2 separate regions of the Homo sapiens genome follow, and region 1 is linked to region 2. The links are chromatin loops, found by intact Hi-C in ENCODE. Cell type or tissue: MCF 10A. All regions are shown on one strand. Each heading gives the region's core, and the rest is flanking DNA. Links, peaks and the distances in the headings are about the cores only.

Evidence for each region. A loop is a pair of places that touch in the nucleus more often than their neighbours do. Peaks named below come from ENCODE experiments on the same cell type or tissue, not always from the same donor. Only the 100,000 strongest peaks of a DNase experiment are listed, where the experiment ranks them.
Region 1: a loop joins it to region 2, with 10 times the contacts of the local background. A loop is called at or near these places in 1 of 110 quality-filtered maps.

What each region holds. Positions count from the first base shown.
Region 1 is chr4:147,706,737-147,709,654 of GRCh38, reverse strand. No RefSeq gene overlaps it. Among named protein-coding and RNA genes, the nearest start is that of ARHGAP10, 24 kb to the left of the region's middle. In MCF 10A, for the core only: CTCF peaks have their summits at 1,104 and 1,303; a DNase peak (open chromatin) is centred at 1,304.
Region 2 is chr4:147,017,843-147,020,760 of GRCh38, reverse strand. It overlaps LOC105377475 (a long non-coding RNA gene), which reads left to right. Exons shown (of 5, transcript XR_939315.3): 2 at 768-891. Among named protein-coding and RNA genes, the nearest start is that of TTC29, 73 kb to the right of the region's middle. In MCF 10A, for the core only: a CTCF peak has its summit at 1,498 (motif pointing left); a DNase peak (open chromatin) is centred at 1,510.

The DNA of each region.
Region 1 (2,918 bases), core at 330-2,829, 690 kb before region 2:
TCTCTCTCTCTCTCTCTTTCTCTTTCTCTCTCTCTCTCTCTCTCTCCCTCTTTCTTTCTCTCTCTCTCTTTCTCTCTTTCGAGTCTCACTCTGTTGCCCAAGCTGGAATGCAGTGGTGCAATGCAGTGAGCTCACCACAGCCTCTGCCTCCAGGGTTCAAATGCTTCTCGAGCCTCAACCTCCCAAATAGCTGGAATTACAGGCACGCGCCACCAGGCCCCATTAATTTTTGCATTTTTAGCAGAGACGGAGGTTTCGCCATATTGGACAGGCAAATCTCAAACTCCTGACCTCAAGTGATCCGCCTGCCTCGGCCTCCCAAAGTGCTGGGATTACAGGCGTGAGCCACTGTTCCCAGCCTTATTTCTTGGTCACATGCTAAACAAGGGGTGGATTATTTATAAATTTTCCGGGAAAGGGGTGGGCAATTCCCAGAATTGAGGGTTCCTCCCCTTTTTAAATCATATAGGGTAACTTCCTGACATTGCCATGGCATTTGTAAACTGTCATGGCACTGGTGGGAGTGTCTTTTAGCATGCTAATGCATTATAATTAGCATATAATGAACAGCGAGGATGACCAGAAGTCATTCTCGTCACTGTCTCGGTTTTGGTGGGTTTTGGTGGGTTTTCACCAGCTTCCTTACCACAACCTGTTTTATCAGCAAGGTCTTTGTGACCTGTACCTTGTGCTGACCTCCTTTCTCATCCTGTAACTTAGAATGCCTAACCTGTTGGGAATGCAGCCCAGTAGCTCTCAGCCTCATTTTACCCAGCCCCTATTCAAGATGGAGGCACTCTGGTTCAAATGCCTCTGACAACATGCCCTCAGATTCTCTTTCAGCAAGTTGAACTTTTATTTTCTTTTGGTAAACAACTTCATACCTCCTGATGATTTGGTTTATGGTATAATCACTCCGCCCTGAGTCCTCCCAGCTCTAACTTATTTAGAACTTTGAAAACTTGTTTCCTCTCTTAAAACAAAACAAAACAAAACAAAACAAAACAAAAACCTGGCTCTTATAATAAAAAGCCTACTGTTTCACCTTTGATTTTAAAATTCCATTCAGAAACGCAGTTGTCATCTTCGTTCTTGGCTATGTCACCCTTATCCTGAAGCAACCAATTGCTTTGATTTAGTGGGTGAAGAGGGATGCCTGGTGGTTGGGAGAGAAACTGTAAAACCTGTGAAGAAGAGAAATAGTAATTATGATATCCGATTGTATCCCACTACATTAATCAGGAAGTGTGTTTATTAGCAAATATGTGATAAATGGCAATCAAGGGTGATACAGGCCCCCTAGTGGGCATTTGGAACTGTGCATGACATTTCTAGTCACAGTGACTTCGGGATTTAGTGGCATTTAGTAGGCATAGGGCAGGGATAGTAAATATACTGAAATGTGCAGAACAAGTCCATATACAATGTCAATAGCTCCCTGATAAAAATACGAAAAACATTCTTCTCTGCTGGGGCTTTTCCAGTCTCTGGCCCCATCCATGTTACTATAGGACACAGCCCCAGGGCCCTCTGCTTAGGCATCAGGTCCTACTTGCTTACTTCTGAGACCTGACTCTTCCTCTCCACAATTCCCTGGGACTAGCCTGACTCCCCCACACCGCCCCGCCCCATAACATCTTTGTGTCTGTCCAGCCTGAGTTGTTTGGGAGAAAAGCAAGGTGTCTCACCAGGAGGTATGTTTAGGTGTTCTGTCCTTTAACTTCAGGTTCCTCTTGTATCCTAAATCCATGAAGTGGCTTAAGGATTTTGACTCTGAACTTGCTTAGCCAGTTTCCTATAGAAATGCACAGAAATGGCCGGGTGCGGTGGCTCAACCCTCTAATCCCGGCACTTTGGGAGGCCGAGGCGGGCGGATCACAAGGTCAGGAGATCGAGACCATCCTGGCTAACACGGTGAAACCCCGTCTGTACTAAAAATACAAAAAATTAGCCGGGCGTGGTGGCAGGTGCCTGTAGTCCCAGCTGCCTGGGAGGCTGAGGCAGGAGAATGACGTGAACCCGGGAGGCGGAGCTTGCAGTGAGCTGAGATCACGCCGCTGCAGTCCGGCCTGGGCGAAAGAGCGAGACTCTGTCTCAAAAAAAAAAAAAAAAAAGAAATGCACAGAAATTATTCTCCTGGTTCCCACTGTCATTCCGATCATTGCTATGTGCAAGAGAAAAATGTGAAAGATCTTAAATTTCAGGCTGGGCGCAGTGTCTCATACTTATAATCCTGGCACTTTGGGAGGCCAAGGTGGGCAGATCACCTGAGGTTGGGAGTTTGAGACCAGCATGGCCAACATAGTGAAACCCCATCTCTACTAAAAATACAAAAATTAGCCAGGCGTGGTGGCACGTGCCTGTAGTCCCAGCTACTCGGGAGGCTGTGGCAAGGGAATCACTTGAACCTGGGAGGCGGAGGTTGCAGTGGGCTGAGATCATGCTATTGCCTGGACATTCATGAAAAGAGATCAAAATATGAACACTAACAGGAGTTTGAAAGAAGTTCATTTCAGTCCTCATAGATGACTTTGGGGGGATGGGTTCAAGACTTCATTAAAGGAAGTCACTGTAGATGTGGTGGAAATGGCAAAATTGGAAGTGGAGCCTGAAGACGTGACTGAATTGCTGCAATCTCATGACAGAACGTGAACAGATGCTTCTTATAGATGAGCAAAGAAAGTGGTTTCTTGAGATGGAATCTACTCCTGGTGAAGATATTGTGAACATTGTCAAAATGACAACAAACCATTTAGAATATTTATGAAATATTATCTAAATATTCTAACTTGGTTACTAAAGGAGCAGCAGAGTTTGAGAGGATTGACTCCAAGTTTTAAAGTTCTACTGTGAGTAAAATGCTATGAAACAGCATCATGTGCTACAGAGAAATCTTTCTCGAAAGGAAGAGTCAATTA
Region 2 (2,918 bases), core at 117-2,616:
CTTTACCCAGCTGCTACTGTGTTCCTGGTTTTAAATGTAAGTATGAGCTTTGGCCCCTTTCTTTATCACACAAACCATAATCTGTGGAGTTTTTCTGTCTCACCTTTGTGCCTTACCCAGCACCGGTCTCTCAGTCTCTTTCCTACCTCTCAGGCTACAGTGGCTGGGTGTGCCGAAGATTCCTTAATGGCCAGTGTAACTGACTGATGTGTTTCTTCAGGAAGCTTCTCCATACCTCAGACAAGCGCACACCCAGAGCTTGAAATCACAGGCCTATAGACTCGAACTTTTCTAGGTAGTTCACTAGAAATAAAGGAGAAACCTAGGCTTCAGGAGAGTTCTAAAGGCCCGCTGTGTCCTGAGGCTCAGGAGTACACTCCACAGGGGTTGATCTGAGTATGGCCAATAGGACCAGGGGCTAAGCATTTTAACCAGAGCATCCCCAGACTCCAGGCTGGTGCCTAGAAATGCAGTAGCAAACAGAGGTCCTGCCATCCTTTCTTCTCAGTATGGCTATTGCTGGTATCTAGGTTTTCAGAGGGGTTTAGCCCACCTACCTGCTCTCATGCTCAGCAAGAGAAAGAGAGATAGACAGGGTCTGCCCTCCAGCCAGAAGCCTACAGCCTCCCAGCAGCAGCAGCATGTATAGAGGCTCATGCGGGAAGAGAGGACCTAGGAAGCCAGATATGGGCCTTTTCCAGTCCTTCATAGAGAGCAGTGCTCCATGTGCTTCTCCCCTGCTCACAGGTGATCTGTTTCTGTCTCAGGACTGAGATGATGACGTAAGGAAGTAGTCACAAGGCAGTATGGATAGCAGGCAAGAACTGGGGTCCCGGGGCCGCACTGCCTGGATTCCAAGCCTGATTTTGCATGCATGACTTGAGACTTCAGGTAATTTGTTTAAACTCATTGTAACTCAGTTTTTTCTTTATAAATTGATATTTCATCATGCAACAACTGTTTATTGTGCTAATTATTTGGGAAGGGTATCATTTTGGGGGCTAGGATATAGCCATCAACAAACCAGATAACGTTCCCTTCCACTGTGCAATGTTAAGTTCTAGAAGGGTTATAAGCAATGCACAAATACATACATTTCTTCCGGGAGATAAGAGCTGTGCAGAAAAATAAAGGATGGCAAGGGAATAAGCAGTGGGGTAGAGTATTTTCATGATCAGAACAGTGTTCACTGGGGAGATGACATTTGACCAAAGGTCAGAATGCCATGAGGAGTAAGCCATGCATATACCTGGGAAATGGTGTTTTGATTAGAGGAAACTTCAAGTGCAAACACCCTGAAGCTATAAGCATGCCTGAGATCATGACATGATCTATTAAATACAGTTGTTGTGACGTTAAGTGAGTTAGTTCATTAAAGTTGAGCCTGCTAGATAAATATTTCTTGATTAATATTAGGTATTAGTATTATCAGAATGCTTCATACTTTCTGGCCCAGCTGGTCCACTTCCACACCTGACCTGTGGCCTCGCTAATGTTGGGGGACACTGCCACCTGCTGCTTCTTGTTGGTAAACCATTGAGTGTGAGTAGCATGTTGAGAAGCTGATGTGGAGTCTGATCTTCTGCCCTTGGTGTCCCTGTATCTTGGCTTCTTCTGGCTAGATGTTCACTCAGCTCCTTAAATCCACTCTGTTTTCTGCTTCATCAGATTTCTACCATTAGTACTGCCTATGTCACCTGTCAAGTGTCAGCTTGCCTTCCAACACAGTGCCTGACATCCAGGACAATTGTCGTATAGGGAGATGTCTTTAAACACAGAAGACTGCTTTCAATACATGTTTCACTAGGGCCTGTGCTTCTGCCAAATGGCTATCTTTGGCTTTGAGCCTAAGAACCCATGGAGAAAAACAAAGATACCAAGTTACGGTGGAGTCTAATGAAAGAAAAATGGACCATCTCCCCCAGAGCTACCACTGCTTCAATGCATTCACCATTTAAGGCTGGTACCTGCTCCCACAGACTCATGACTTTCTGAAACAGCTCTGTTGAATGCATTTGTAATTTGCCACTAAAAAAATTATACTTCCACGTGTTTACAACCTTGTCCATATCTGGGAAAGTGACAAGTAGAAAGTTGGCTTTCTAGTCCTTTCTGAAGGAAGGGTCTGGCTTTGGTCTGTCTGTGCATACAATGGTGCTGTTTGGTATATGCAGAAGCCTGGGTACCTACAGGATTTGCTTAGTGAATATATCTTATATGACCTTCTGGTCCATCACACTTACATAATCCCCTAACATACCATCCCATAGTCAATAACAATAACATCAATTACAATAGACATTTCCTGAGATCCTATTAAAAAGTCATATGTTGGCTAGGCACGGTGGTTCATGCCTATAATCTCAGCACTTTGGGAGGCCAAGGTGGGAGGATGACTTGAGGCCAATAGTTTGAGACCAACCTGGACAACATGGCAAAACCCTGTCTCTACTAAGAATACAAAAATTGGCCGGATGTGGTGGCAGGCGCCTGTAATCCCAGCTACTCAGGAGGCTTGACACGGGAATCAGTTGAACCCAGGAGGCAGAGGTTTCAGTGAGCTGAGATTGCACCACTGCCCTCCAGCCTGGGCAATAGAATGAGACCTTGTCTCAAAAACAAAACAGATGTTTTGCTAAAAACTTTTTATTCATTATCTCATTTCAACCTTGCAACAATCCTATGTGACCCAGATATCCCATACATCAGCAGGTTGTAAGATCACACCTCCCATGAATATCCAAACCACAATAATCTAGGTCTCCTTTCCTTATTACTGTCAGAGGTCCAGTGGCTTCCCCAGTTTCCCTTTCATGAATCTCTTGGAACCCCTGGGAAATTCTTCCTGTCCCTAAACCTGTCTATCTATGGCATGTTGGTTTGGGTTTGCGCTGCTACTGGGCTCTTCTGAAGGTCTC